Regions from separate parts of the Homo sapiens genome. Here regions 2 and 3 are each linked to region 1. The links are chromatin loops, found by intact Hi-C in ENCODE. Cell type or tissue: dorsolateral prefrontal cortex. All regions are shown on one strand.

Region 1 (5,000 bases):
GAGGACCACTCCTGAGCAGTGGACTAGCAGTCAGTAGCACACAGCTGGCCTATCGGTCTCCTTCTCTCCTCTGCTCATGTCACCCATCATGAATCAACCGTGGCTTTGTATGTTTCCTGCTGAGCTCCCAGCTTGCCTTCTCAACACAGATTCTGTTATCCTGTTTGAAGTGAAACTTACTTTTGTCTCCTGATTTGAGACTGTTTTGGAAGACATCAGCCTAAATTCTGATGTGGTTCAGCAACGATGACAGAAATCTGGTGTTACCCTGGGCATCATCAGGAAGAATATGAGAAACAGCTCCCCATCCTCAAAATCATTCTTTCTTCCCTGATAAAACATAATCCCTTCTGAAATACTGTGAAGTTGTTACTCATCTATTTTAAAGAATGGACACTGGTATAACTGATATCTCAGAAGCTGATTTAACACTGTGCATTATAAGCCATCGACACAGGGATGTCTTGTCTAGTGTCTGTTCTTGGGGTATCTTGAGGGGTTCTGATTTATGTGCAAGGCTATTCACTCACACATTATTTACAGCACCATAACACTAGACCCAGCCTAACTGTCCTGCAACAGGGGATGGGTAAAAGGGATGATGGCGCTGGAGGTTAGCCAGTGATACTATGCAGCCATTAGCAAGCATGCTTCTGAAGAAAATGCAATAATTTGGGAAAGTACTCACAACATAAAATAGAGTAAAAAAAAAGTAGGACACACATTGCATATATAGTCAGTCTTATTTGGCAGAAGGAAATCTATACTTATCTATACTTAGGAAGAAGGACTAGAAGGAAAACTGGAAAACGTACGGTGGCTCTGTCTGCGTCTGAGATCATGGCTATCAATTGGGACTTTTGACAATGTCTGGAGACGTTTGGATTGTCACGCCTGGGGAGGGGGGGTGCTACTGGCAACTAGTAGGTGACACCAGGGATGACGCTGAGTATCTCGCAAGGCATGGGACACCACAGCAAAGAAGTGCTCAACTTGAAAACATGAATCGTGCTGAAGTTGAGAACCTTTGGTCTAAGATCATGGGTCATTTTATTTTCTTTACACTTGTTGTTATTTTTCAAATTTCCTAAAATGAACACATTTTACTTTTATAGAAGGCAGATACAATTTTTTACTTAAAAAAAAAAAAAAAAGCTACAAAGTAGGTACCAGTATGGGGAATTCAGGAGAGGCGAGCTCTGGAGATGCAGGCCCGGGTAGATAGTGGCTGCCTAAAGACAGGCGGATTGAGTCAGACTCTTTTTGGATGGTAACCTTGGGAGCTGAGGTGTCATCAGGGTAACAAAAATAAATCATGTAGTATATGGAGAGGGCGAACGTGCGTTGTTCACCAGTCCCAGGATCAGGAGGTAGAATGTTATTCTTTTAGGCTTTGAAAGGGTAACATTTGTATATAAAAGCTACTACTTTTTTAAGTTAAAAATAATTAGGAAACAGGGTGTCCCTGTGTTGCCCTTGCTGGAATGCACTGGCTGTTCATGGAGGTGATCGTAGATCACTGTGACCTCAGCTTGGAACTGCTGGGCTCAAACAATCCTCCCGCCTCAGCCTCTGGAGTAGCTGGGACTGCAGGCGCCGGCCACCACGCCCAGCTAGCTACTACTTTTTGTCCTGGTTTGTGAGCCTGCAGGCTGGTTATCCAAAAAGGTGCCAAGAGTTAAACATACAAATAGGTTAAGAAGGTTTGGTGTTTACAGAGAGCTCTACCAACAAAGGGTCCCCAGGTATAGACCCCACTCCAGCATGCAGACGAGTAGATTCACCATCCCTGCTGTCAGTTATCACTCATGATAACTACACTTAAACATCAATAAATGAATAAATGAGCAAAGGAACACTTGAGATGCGGCATGTGGGGTGGATAAAGTGGCATGTTCAGGGTTACAGTGACGAAACCTAGACTGGAAAGCCCCAGATCTCAAAACCCGGTTGTGATCTCTTTCCGCCCCCTGCTTAGCTGCCCCTCCTTGAGCAAGCTGATCAGGAAGATTAGAATTTTGGGGGGAGGGGGCGGTCGTGGTGGCTCAAGCCTGTAATCCCAGCACTTTGGGAGGCCGAGGCAGGCAGATCAGGAGGTCAGGAGATCGAGACCATCCTGGCTAACACTGTGAGACCCTGTCTCTACTAAAAATACAAAAAATTAGCCGGGCGTGGTGGCGGGCACCTGTAGTCCCAGCTACTCGGGAGGCTGAGGCAGGAGAATGGCATGAACCAGGGAGGCGGAGCTTGCAGTGAGCCGAGATTGCACCACTGCACTCCAGCCTGGGCGACAGAGCGAGACTCCATCTCCAAAAAAAAAAAAAAAAAAGAATTTTGGGGGGTGGGTGTCGGGGGATGGGGAAAGGGACTTTCCACGGACACCAGTAACGTGTCCCCACCATACTATGTCATGGGGAGGACTGATAGTGGGTGCCCCACAGTTCCTGAGGGTGCCTGCCCCGCTCCTTCACTCAGCCCTTGGAGACCTGGATGGGTGGGCACAGGAGGTGGTGATCTGGTGCCACCCAGTGGAGGGTTTCAATTCTGCAGCCCTGGGGCAGTCGGCCCAGGTACTGGGTAAATGCAGCCCACCTGATTCGGGGGCAGAGGCGAGGGATCAAAGGCGAATCATCTTTTTTTATTTTTTATTTTACTTTAAGTTCTGGGATACATGTGGAGAACGTGCAGGTTTGTTACATAGGTACACATGTGCCATGGTGGTTTGTTGCACCTATCAACCTGTCATCTAGATTTTAAGCCCTGCGTGCAGTAGGTATTTGTCCTAATGCTCTCCCTCCTCTTATCCCCCACGCCCCGATAGGTCCTGGTGTGTGATGTTCCCCCACCGGTGTCCATATGGTCCCATTGTTCATCTCCCACTTATGAGTGAGAACATGCGGTGTTTAGTTTTCTGTTCCTGTGTTTGCTGAGAATGATGGCCTCCAGCTTCATCCATGTCCCTACAAAGGACATGAACTCATTCTTTTTTATGGCTGCATACTATTCCATTATGTATATATGCCACATTTTCTTTAGTCTATCATTGATGGGCATTTGGGTTGGTTCCAAGTCTTTGCTGTTGTAAATAGTGTAGCAATAAACACGTGTGCATGTGTCTTTATAGTAGAATGACTTATATTCCTTTGGGTATACTCAGTAATAGGATTGCTGGGTCAAATGGTATTTCCGGTTCTAGATCAAAGGCTAATAGTCTTGCTGCCTTTGCAGAATCGCGTCCTAGTGGGTCCCTTCCCTTCCTGCCCACCAGTGCCTGGGCCTTTTTGTGATCCACCTTTCAATTGTTCTGGCTTCTCACGAACTTCCCAGGAAGACCCTCTAGACACAGGAGAGAGGAAAGAGAATGGGACGAAGGGCTTGGAAACTTGAGGGACCCATTGGAGCATGGAGTTCAAAGTGGAGAAAGAGGTGAGATGTTTAATCTCCACCACCTCCTACCTACCTCAATAATTCAATAACACATGTTCTTATTGAGCAATTTCGGTCTTTGTCAGGCACTGAGACACAGGTGATATCTATAGCCCTGCGTTGATGGAGTTTTATGGCTGGTGTGGGAGAAACAGTAGATAAATAATGGTGCAATTTCAGCAGTGACAAAGGCTGGAGGAAGTGGATGCTGTGAGAACCTAGCCTGGTGCTGGAAATGTCAGGAATTAAGGTACCTTAAGAAAAGATACCTATTCTAAGACTGGAATGATGAGCAAGGGTTTCACTTGGCAAAGAGGTGGGGAAAGAATAGCTTTCCAGGGGAGGGAATAGCATCGTGGATGCCTGGAGGCAGCAAGGGGGAACCGTGTTTACGCATAGAGACCCAGTGTGGCTGTGGCTTACTAAATCAGCAGGAATAGGGAGGGTGGGAAATGAGGCTGGGGTAGTCTGCGCAGGCCTGCCACGAGGAGCTCAGGGGTTATCCTAACTGCACTGGGAAGCCATTGAGGGGTTTTGTACAGGATCCCACCTGCTGAAGGGATGGGACCCAGATTATTTGCAGGGGGGGAGGAAATGGGCTGAGAAGACATTTGGAGTCGGGGGCCTGCTGAATCACTTGTGAATGACCCACTCCAGTTTACCAAGCACTTCCTGTGTGGTATCACCCCCTGCCAGGCCTCAGGGTGATGCAGAGATGCCCAGGTGGGGTGTCCTGACCCCTGGGCAGGCCTTTACAAAATAAATGGAAGGGAAGAGTTCTCTGGAATCACAGGCAAAGGAAATTTAAAACAAATACTCTTATTATAGGCATTTGCAAACCTTTGCAAAAGTAGAGGGAATATATAATAAGGTACCACAAATCTGTTAAGCCCAACGATTACCTGCCTTTGTCCAATCTTGTTTTATTTGTGCTCCCATCCCCTCCCCCAATCCCCTTGCCCTCCACCCCCTAGATTATTTTAAACCACATTTCTGACTTACTGTTTTAAATGCAAATATTTCAGAATGTATCTTCCAGGAAGAAGACATAATGATAATACCATTATCATATTTAAGAAAACATTAATTCAATAATGCCGCCTAATATATACACTCCAGATTCCTCAATTGTCTCAAAAAATGCCTTTTTTTAAGAAAGAAAAAAGAGAGAGATGGGGTCTTGTTCTGTACCTCAGGCTACAGTACAGTGACACCATTATAGCTCGTGAATTCTAGAACTCCTGGGCTCAAGCGATCCTTCCACCTCAACCTCTCAAAGCCTAGGGTTACAGGTGTGCGCCACCATACCTGGCCCCCAAATCCCTTTTATGGCTGCTTTTCTCCCCAGTCCAGGATCCCTTCAGGTTCACACACAGATACACTGGTTGCTGTGTCTCTGTTGTTTCTCTCTCTCTCTCTCTTCCCCCACCAAAAAACTGCTTTATTGAGCTGTAATTCACATACCCATACAATTCACCCATTTAAAGTGTATACAATTCAGTGTTTTTTACTATATTTACAAAGTTTTACAACCATCATCAAATCTATTTTAGAACATTTTCATCAACCCAAGC
Region 2 (5,000 bases), 66 kb before region 1:
TGTCTACACTTGAATGTGACTTTTTTTCTCCTATTAAAATGGCATGTCCTTAAAACATATATACTAATGCTGACATTTAGAATTATTGGGCCGGGCGCAGTGGCTCACGCCTGTAATCCCAGCACTTTGGGAGGCCGAGGTGGGCAGATCACCTGAGGTCAGGAGTTCAAGGCCAGCCTGGTCAACGTGGTGAAACCCCGTGTCTACTAAAAATACAAAAATTAGCCAGGCGTGGTGATAGGTGCCTGTAATCCCAGCTAATTGGGAGGCTGAGGGAGGAGAATCGCTTGAACCTGGAAGGCTTAGGTTGCAGTGAGCCGAGATCACGCCACTGCACTCCAGCCTGGGTGACACAGCAAGACTGTCTAAAAAAAAAAAAAAGAATTATTAAGTATTAGGCTATATATATGTATATATGAAAGCCCTTGGAGACCATCTGGTCCAACTTCCGTGTTTTAGAGATGAAGCAATTGAGGCCTCCCAGCAGAGATGGAAGAGGTTGCTCAAGATCTGCCAGCGAGACTGCTGCAGCTTTACCAGCTCCGATTCCCATCCTGTGTTCTTCGCACGGTGGCACAGAGCAGTGGTAGGTCTCACATCTCCATAGCAAGGCCCTTGGCTGTCACCATTTGCCTACTTTATATGTGCCAGCGGCAGCAGCTCCAGAAATGTTAGTTGAATCGGGTTGGTGAGAATTGCACCCCTTACTGAGTCTTGGAAACGGTTCCAGCCCTTATTAGACTTCATTTCCCTCCAGAGCTCAGGGTTCAGACCTCATCAGGAACCATCTCTCGGAGTCAGAAGTCTTTGATTAGAATCACTTGGAGCACAGGCCGTAGGCACTGCAGTCAGTGGAATGAGTCTCCGTGTTGGGGAAATGAGCTGCTTCCATTTTCCTTCAGTGCCTGCAGGCCACTCCAGCCAGCAACTGGTGGCCACAAAGCCAGGCCAGCTGGATCGCAGGTGCAGGCGGGCCGTCAGAGGCACCTACTCTTATACCATAATGAGCTTCAGTCTGCCTTCTTTACAACAGCACTAATTCCCCGAGGAAGCCAGCTTTTGCCCCCCGGTGCATCTGCGGGCAGCAGCTGTGTCGCTTGTGCTTGAAGATCCTTTCTGGTGAGCGGGCTGCTTTGCATGAGATACTGAGCCTGTTACTGATCCAGCTAGCAACTTTGGACTCCCTCCCTTGCTTCTGAACTTAAATCCATTTTGAATGCAATAGGACGCTTGGTAAATTTGGTTCTGGGGTTTTCCTCAGAAGTCTAGAAAGTGCCCAAAACAATGACATAAGGCATTTGGGGGCTTTGCAGCTTAATACTAAAGGAAGGCTAGGGAGGATAGTCTCTCTGTCTCTCTCTCTCTCTGGGCCATACCAAGTTTGGCAAAACTCTCTTGTTCCCAGGCTTTTTCTGCTGCAAAGGGAAGTTGACCAGCAATCCTTTAGAGGGGCCCTCACCCTTCCAGGAACTCCCTAGGGAGTCTGTTAGGTCAACAATCTACAAAATGTCCTTCAAAAGTGTTTTCTAGGTCAGGACAAGTGATATCGTTATAGATATCAACTAGCATAGAAAACCTAGGATGCATGTCAAGATCATTAATCTTTAGGACGAAGAGAAAAGTACTAGCTCAACTCCTTCCTTTGACAAATAGGGACGTTTCAGCATTAATTGGCCGTAACAGGGACCTGTGGCAAAGGGGAAGAGAATCCCCAACTGTTCAGCCTCCCCATACAGACCTGAGGTCATGTGCACTATCGCATACCGTGATTTGGGCATGCATTTCATTTCCAATTTTTGGTATATCACTTCGCTTTGTTGGTGTCTCAGACAAGCCTTTCTTTCCCACCGATTCTAAGTCAGATTTGGTTGAGTAAATGAAAGGGTATCTAGACCAAAAGAGTTTGAGACCTCTTTCTCTTTAGAGCCCAAAAGTGTTTGGAGGGAAGCTTGCAGCGAGCAAAGCAATATTTCATCAAGATTTGTGTCTTGTCAGGCCTCTGTCGTCTCTTTTGTTTATGTGGCTGCTGTTTTTGGAAGCTGAGCTGGACATTTAACTGCCTTGATATTTTCCTTGTGGTTTTAGGCTGTGTTACAAAAGCCGTCCCATGCATGGGTTATAGGACCTCAAGGCTAGCAATCCCCCCATTTCACAGATGAGGAAACAGAGGCCCAGAGAGGCTAAGATAATTGCACACATCACAGCTTGCTGTCTGGGAACACAGCACCTCTTTATGCCTAGGCCTTTGTGCTGTCTCCTAATGCTTTTGTCATCCTGAGTTGGGGCTAGGATATCAGAATGGCCCACACTATTTTTATTCTGCTAGGGAAGGGGGAGGAGGAAAGAAGCAACATTCCTCAACAGTTCATCAGGAAATGGAGAGTTTGAATAAAATGTCTCTGTTAATCAAAAGCCAGCGAGCACAGTCATTCAGGTTTTCTGGCTTGGAATCCAGAAGCTGGAACCGGCTATTGGGAGGAGTCTACCTTGTCATTTAATAATTACATTTTTAATTGTGCTGAAACATCAGGACCAGAGAGACCTTGAAATGGAACAAAATGTAGGGTTTTTTTTTTTTTTTTTTTCTGAGGTTCCCCAACCCCTCCAGGCTTCAAGGCGGGGAAGCAGTCCCTGCTTCCCTTGTTATTTCTGGAGCTGTTCTCTGTATTTCAGGGGTGCTTGTGGGATGACACTCCAGGTCCTCCACCCCAGATCCTGTGGTTCTAAAACACAGTCATAAGGCCTTTAGGCACCTGCTCCAAACCCGTCTATCAGAGGCCAAAAGAGTGACTCTGATATTTGGTGGCACAATTATGCTGGTTCGTCAATGCCGAGATTCTTCCAAAACATGCTGAAGAGTGGGCGTCTCTCAGATCCCCATCATGCCGTATGGCGCCGCTGGGGAGATGCCACCAACGAAAAGGACGGGCCATCTCAGATGCAAGAAACATGCTCACATTCAGAGTTTTCCTCATTTCTTGCATTGTCTCCTCTGGAACCCTATTAACTGGCCCTTCTGTCTTACATTCGTACAGCAGGTGCAACGACCATAAAAATCTCATTCTCCAGAGTCAGAGGAGGAAGGGTCATGCAGGAATAGGGGTTCTGCAAGGCCCACGTGGAAGGCATTTCTTTCCTACCCTCTGCCGACAGCTTGATTCTCAGATGCTGCAAGGCTGTGACATGACTTCTGACCCAGGAGGGGCCGTCCAACTCATCCTTGCAGTTTGCAGGATCATTTGCAAATCTTTTCATCAATCCTTGTCCCCCCGGAGACTCCATATTTCCAGCTTGGCAAGTTTCCCTGTGAGGGTTGATGGGTGAACTTCCTGTATCCTTGCTGCAGGGACTGCGTTGTAATTATGTTCATCAAAATTCCTGGTTAACCAGATCACTCCATTTCTTTACAGGGTCAGAAAATACAGAGTCTATTGTTCTGTGTCCTCTCCCTGCCCAGTCTTGACAAACATACCCAATGAATTGACTGGCCCTCAGGGATGTGCTGGGGGTTTGCAGGGTGGCTGTGACCCTTGCCAAGCCTACCAGGAGCTGGATAGGTCTGGAGTGTCCCAAGTGGTTCAGCCTTCAGGCCCATGGCTGGGAGAAAACTCCCATGGCCCTAATGTCTACCTCTTATGATGGGTGCCAGTGACAGCCACAGTGTGAGGCTTCCTCTTGCCACTTCGTGGACAGAGGACAGTGATGGTGTTGGGGAGGAAGTAGCTAATGCAGATGAAGAAGAGTATGCCGGACACTCCATGGCGACTGGAGTTGCAACCTGGTTGGGGAGCCCAAGCGAGTCACTTTTGGATTCGTCCAAGGAGGCTGGTGGGGGTGGGCGTCTGATGTGAGCAAGTGGGATATTCAAGCCAGCGAGGTGCTGATGATTGCTGCCACATACATTGTCACCCCATTCATCTATCTACACCAAGTAGTGAGGCCTGAGGACACTTGGATAGTGCCAGGTTTGGAAGAGGCCGGAGGACATTTGCATCTACTAAAGCCTCATTTGAGAAGTTTCTTTTAGGGACTCAAGGAGGCAGCCCTGCTCACTAGGTGATTTCTAATAAGAAGGGTTTGAGGTGACACACAGAGGACTCTGGTAATACCTCCGACAAATTTTGCAAATAGAAAACTGGGAGAAAGGAAGGCGACCCTCCTGGCTCTTGTGGCTTCTTGCTGGTGAGAACTGCAGGTGTGCCTCATGCACCTGACCCCCTTTTCACACGGGTCCAACCACAGTTCCACAGGACATGGTCATGCTCAGGCCCAGGCCCGAAATTAGCCGCATGCTCTTCTCTGTATTTTGGCCCTGAGAACCCTTTGAAGGCTTACAAAGCCAAACAGGTGTTTCAGATGAGGTCTTTGGAAAGCCCTGGGTTCCTACTGATTTTTCCTTCATCCACAAAGTACTTTGGTCCCAACCTATCCACCTGAATGGATTCCAGGGCTCAGGATTCCCCCTGGAAGCTGACTGCCCCCTCGGGGCCAATACAACCCGGTAGAGGTAAGACTCAAAAGACTCACAGCACCAGGGATTTGGGTCTCCAAGGCCCCTTCCCTCTGTTGTGTTCCTTCAGGTTGAGAACCTGTCAGTTTCTAGGAAAAGACAAGAGTGGACATGAGAAGCAAGGACAGAGGATGGATGCCAACTGGTCAGGTACCTGATACCTGATATTTGGCAGGAGGGACAACAGGACACGGATGCTTCACTATGGGGACGGGAGGAAGGTCAGCGTTTTGTTTCCATCTCCCTCGGTGTTCTCATGATCTCAGTGTTCCTCCTGCCTCTTGATCTCTTCTAGTATATATAATTATAATTATTATTATTATTGTTTTTTTTTTGAGACGGAGTCTCGCTCTGTCACCCAGGCTGGAGTGCAGTGGCATGATCTCAGCTCACTGCAATCTCCGCCTTCTAGGTTCAAGCAATTCTCCTGTCTCAGCCTCCCTAGTAGCTGGGACTAAAGGTGTGCACCACCACGTCTGGCTAATTTTTA
Region 3 (5,000 bases), 160 kb before region 1:
AGCATCAGCCAGTCATTGGGAACACATGGCCAGCTGGAAATCCACACTCTCCCAATTGTGTAATGTTGCCAATTGATTTAAACTAACAACAACAACAAACAATGTAAGGTGCTGGCCAGCACCTACCAGCAGGCTGGCTCCAACCTTCAGGCCAGTAAACAGCCTGCACTCACACCCAGGTTTCTAGACTCCCAGCCTCTGATGCAATCTCCCTTCAAGGATACCAGGACTCTCTAGGGGAAGAAACAGAGACCCAAAGAGGTTAAAAAAGGTCACACAGCTTAAGCGGCAGAGCTGGGGTTTGAAGCCAGAACTGGTTCACTGTCTGCTGTGCTCTCACTGGGACTAGAGTCAGAGCCGGCTTGGTTCCGGAGCATAGTCTCTTCCCCGTGCCCCACGCTGGGACTGGCTCCTAACCCTCAAAAGAAGGCTGTTGTTTAACAAGTGAGTGGCTTCCCCGAATTCTGGGCACTTCTCAGGAGCAGGAGGAAGATCTTGAGAGAGAGAATATGTGTGTGCGCGAGTGTGTGAGTGTGTCTGCATGTGTGTGAGCGTGTGTGTGTGAATGTGTGTGTTTTCGAGAGTGTGTGCATGTCTGCGTGTGTGCGCTCTTTGTGTGTGTGCTTGTGTGTGCGTGTGTGATACGTGTTTGTGTGTATGTGAGTGGGTGTGAGTGTGCGTGTGTGCATGAGTGCGTGTGCGCGCGCGCGTGTGTGCATCTGCGTGTTTGTGTGTGCGTGTTTGCACGTTTGTGTGTGCATGTGCGTGAGTGTGTGGGTGTGTGTGCAAGAGTGTGTGTGAGTGTATGAGTGTGTGTGTGAGCGTGTGTGTGTGGCATGCACACATTCATGTGCATGTGATTTCTCTTTCCCTCACACCATTCATTAAGGGTTTCTTCCCTGAGAACTCCAGGAAGTTCCAGGAGAACGGACAGGATTAGAGCAAATACTTTCTCCTGTCTGAGAAGCGACTCCCCCATTTAACCCTTCCCCTTCCTTGAGTCCCTGGGACAATCACTGCTGGAGATTTGGTGGCCAGGGAACCCAAATAGTGTGGCCACCACCCCCGACCCCTGCTGTGGGTCCCTGGCAGGTCAGAGGGCTGCTCTGCGATGGGGGCCAGGGAACACATCAGCGCAGGCTTCATACTGCACAGATGGGTTGCACCCGTGGTGGTCAGAACGCACATGGAGCCAGCCTTGTCCAGCTCTCTCTGGCTCTGCTGATTCCAAGTCTGTGATAGGAATCGGGGCGGGTGTATGTGAGGGTAGAGAGGAGTGGAAGGGAAGTGTTTATATAAATAACACAGGGTGGAGGGGCTTCTGAAAGATTTACTAGCTAAATATTTTCCGGATGTTTTCATCATCCTTTAAGGCCCTTCCAGAGGAAGGCTAAACAAGACTTAGTCTAATTCCCCCAGTGGCCAGTGGCTCCCACCCACAGCTGACCCCCTCACACCCGGGCCTCATTCTCTACACCACCCTGCCCTCCTCCCTCCTCATCTCCCCATCACCCTTTACTCCCCTCTTTCATCCAACTGGGAAAGAAAGAACAATCCCCATTTTATCCTTTTATGATCATATTATACACACAGTTGTTTGACCTTTTTTTTTTTTCTTTTTTTTTTTAAGATGGAGTTTCGCTCTTGTCACCCAGGCTGGAGTGCAAGAGTGCAATGGCACCATCTTGGCTCACAGCAACATCTGCCTCCCATGTTCAAGCGATTCTCCTGCCTCAGCCTCCCGAGTAGCTGGGATTACAGGTGCACACCATCACACCCAGCTAATTTTGTGTTTTTAGTAGAGATGGGGTTTCACCATGTTGGCCAGGCTGATCTTGAACTCCTGACCTCCAGTAAGCCATCTGCCTTGGCCTCCCAAAGTGCTGGGATCATAGGCATGAGCCACTGCGCCCAGCCTTGACCTATTTTTTTTAAATTTAATATTCTCAGAATATATTTCTATCATTAAATATATTTACAGGTTTGTTTTAGTGTTTGTTAGTCACAATTTGGATAAACTATTAATTTGCAATCCCCTTATGATGGACACTGAGGTTCTTCCACACCCCCCCTTTTTTTTTTTTTACTGCTATTAAAAATTACTGAAGATAACCATTCCTTGTGATGATATCTTTTTGCACGGAGAGTAATTTCCAGGAAATGTGGACCACTCAAGTGCACATTTTGACCCATGGTGTCATACTGCTCTTTATTTTTATTTATTTATTGAATTTTTTTGAGGATTCTCACTCTGTCACCCAGGCTGAAGTGCAGTAGCGCGAACTCGGCTCACTGCAACCTCCACCTCCCGGGTTCAAGCGATTCTCTTGCCTCAGCCTCCTGAGTAGCTGGGATTACAGGTGCGCACCACCATGCTCAGCTAATTTTTGTATTTTTAGTAGAGACAGGGTTTCACCATGTTGGCCAGGCTGGTCTCCAACTCCGACCTTAGGTGATCCACATGCCTCAGCTCCCCCCCAAACTGCTGGGATTACAGGCGTGAGCCACTGTGCCCGGCCCCACACTGCTCTTTAGAAAGGTTGTACCAAGTCCTTGAGAATATCCAGTGCCCCATTCGCTGGCTAAGCCTGGCATTTGCAGGCCGAAAGAGAGCCAGCAAATCATGAGATCTGTAGCCACCTGCAAATGGTGTGCTGTGGGAGCTAGGCAGGCCAGAGCCCCGATCTGCCAGTGGGGATTTGTGCGCATGTGTGGGGTGCCTAGGATGTCTGGGTTCCTTCCTTCGAGATTTAGTAAGGAACTGTGTTGTGTGGAGGCTGCGCTTTCCTTTAGGAGCCCGTCCCATTGGGTCTCTCCAGGGAGTGAGTGTGTGTTTCTGGTCAGGCCTCACGGGCTCAAGTCTTGCAGAGTGAGGGAGGGGCAGTTTGCACTGGGCTCTGGACTGTCATTTCCATGTCCACCTTCAGCTTGGCCTTTTCTTGTTGAGTGCAAGGCCCCGCCACGAGGGGCTGGTTGGAGCTGGGAGCCGCGCGGGGAGCCCGCCCAGGCACAGTGGCGGCTCTGTTTCCCACTCCGCCTCCTCAGGGGCCCCCATTCACGGGAAGGAGAGTCACACATTCCCCCTTGAGATAAGAATAGAGCACGACTGTGCCCCAGGACAGAGTCCAGCTTCTTCAGCCAGCCCTGCGAGGCCTGGCAAGGGCTCCCAGATGGTACTGGCATGAGTGGGCCCTGGCTGCCTGCCCCACTGGCCTCTTGTGCATTGTGTGGCCCGGACACTGGGTACAGTGTGTGTCTGTCCGGGGCCCCCCTCCAGGAAAACCACTGTCTCCAGGCTCTGCTCAAGATGGAGGGGCTTGTCTCAAATCAGCTGTTCCAGGGCTCTGCTGCGCCCCTCCTCTTACCTGTGGGCCTTGGACTCCAACCTCCCTGCCTTGATTCCTCCAGCCACTGGTGTCTATTCCTGGACGGGCAGAATGGAGCCCACGTTTGTTGGGGGAGCAAGCTCTAGGTGAGGGCTGGTGGCTGGAGGTTGGAGGCAACAGCCTGGGGACCCCAAAAGTGCTGAGAGATGATAAACAGGACCAGTAGGGGCCACAGATTGTTTGAGTGATGATCAGAGTTTTGGGGCTTTCACCCTTAGCCCTGCCTGTGTCTGAGGCTCAAGATGGAAGAGCTGAGAGTCAGATCAACAGCAGGACTGGACCAGGCAAGAGGCATGGGTACATTCTGGCTCCTCTTGGAACCATTCTGGGTGACCTTTAATGTACTTTCCAGCCTTCAGATTCTAGGGTAGGGCTTCTTAAAGTGTGGTCCCTGGACCAGCAGCAACAGAACCAGCATCTCTTGGGAACTTGTTGGATGGAGCTGCATATTCCCAGGTCCTGCCCCAGACCTGCTGGCTCAGAACCCGGCAGTGGAGCCCAGCTGTCTGTGTTTTAACATGCTCTGGACCACAGCTCTAAGTAGGATGACAAACAATGCTTTCCAGAGTCTGACAGGTGACTCCAGTGAGTCTTGAGGCCCACCACAACCTGGAGAGCACATGCCCCACCTGAAGGCCGGATGCAGTGGCTCATGCCTGGAATCCCAGCACTTTGGGTAGGCCAAGGCAGGCCGATTGCTTGAGCCCAGGAGTTTGAGACCAGCCTGAGCAACATGGTGAGACCCCGTCACCTCAAAATCTAAAAAAATCAGCCAGGCGTGGTGGTGTGCACCTGTAGTCCCAGCTACTTAGGAGGCTGAGGTGGGAGGATTGCTCAGAGCCCAGGAGGTTGAGGCTACAATGAGCCATGATCACGCCACTGCACTCCAACCTGGGTGACAAAGTGAGACTCTGTCTCAAAATCAATAAATAAAAATATATAAAAACTTCATTTTATTTATTTTATGTTTAAACATGGGGTCTCCCAGCCAGCCTTAAAAAAAAGATCTTCAGCTTGCACTGTTCTAGATATTTCAGTTAATTGTACAACTGTCTGAGGTAGTGTTTTGGGTTTATGGGTAAAAAACCAAGGCTCCGTGGAGGTAAATAACTTGCCATATGGAGGAGTTGTGATTGAAAGCTGGGGCTTTTCACCACAAGTGGGGGTAGGCTTTCAACCCCCCTCTTCATGGCTGTTAATCAAACCAGCAGTCAGCCAGGGAGGGTGAGGGAGGGCGCCAGGGAGGGCGAGGCTCCTTCTGCTAGGGAGTTGTTGTTGAGTCGGGTCCCAGGGGGCCTTTCTCGCTTTGTTCTGAGAAAATGGGTGTGTTTTTGAGTATTTGAATAGGGCCATCACATAAACTGACTGGGAAAGTGCCTAGAACGGAGGCTGTCTGGGTCTCGATCTCAGTGTGCACGTGTCTGGGAGGGAGAGGAAGGATGAGGGTTTCTAGAAGATGCTGGCTAAAGACAGAGCTCTGTTTGCAACCCCTCAGTGGGAGGGAAGGATGAATGAAAACACAGGGGCTGGCTGGTTTTGGGGCCTTAGGAGTTTCAGAAGCATCATCTCCTGGGTGGGTACCACCGGTGTGCACAGATAAAAGTGTGCTCCCGG

The links. A loop is a pair of places that touch in the nucleus more often than their neighbours do. Peaks named below come from ENCODE experiments on the same cell type or tissue, not always from the same donor. Only the 100,000 strongest peaks of a DNase experiment are listed, where the experiment ranks them.
Region 2: a loop joins it to region 1, with 2.6 times the contacts of the local background. A loop is called at or near these places in 5 of 110 quality-filtered maps.
Region 3: it touches region 1 in a loop (3.0-fold over the local background); 12 of 110 quality-filtered maps call a loop at or near these places.

What each region holds. Positions count from the first base shown.
Region 1 is chr17:9,963,327-9,968,326 of GRCh38, reverse strand. All of the region lies in intron 4 of GAS7 (growth arrest specific 7), which reads left to right. Among named protein-coding and RNA genes, the nearest start is that of RCVRN, 61 kb to the right of the region's middle. In dorsolateral prefrontal cortex, a CTCF peak has its summit at 2,542 (motif pointing left); a DNase peak (open chromatin) is centred at 2,521; H3K27ac peaks cover 985 bases.
Region 2 is chr17:10,029,697-10,034,696 of GRCh38, reverse strand. All of the region lies in intron 1 of GAS7 (growth arrest specific 7), which reads left to right. Among named protein-coding and RNA genes, the nearest start is that of RCVRN, 130 kb to the right of the region's middle. RefSeq lists enhancers at 462-961, 962-1,463. In dorsolateral prefrontal cortex, no CTCF peak of the experiment used is centred here; DNase peaks (open chromatin) are centred at 546, 1,052 and 2,885; H3K4me3 peaks cover 3,482 bases; H3K27ac peaks cover 4,835 bases.
Region 3 is chr17:10,122,153-10,127,152 of GRCh38, reverse strand. The region is part of intron 1 of GAS7 (growth arrest specific 7); the gene reads left to right. Among named protein-coding and RNA genes, the nearest start is that of GAS7, 74 kb to the left of the region's middle. In dorsolateral prefrontal cortex, a CTCF peak has its summit at 3,123; a DNase peak (open chromatin) is centred at 3,202; H3K4me3 peaks cover 1,204 bases; H3K27ac peaks cover 2,308 bases.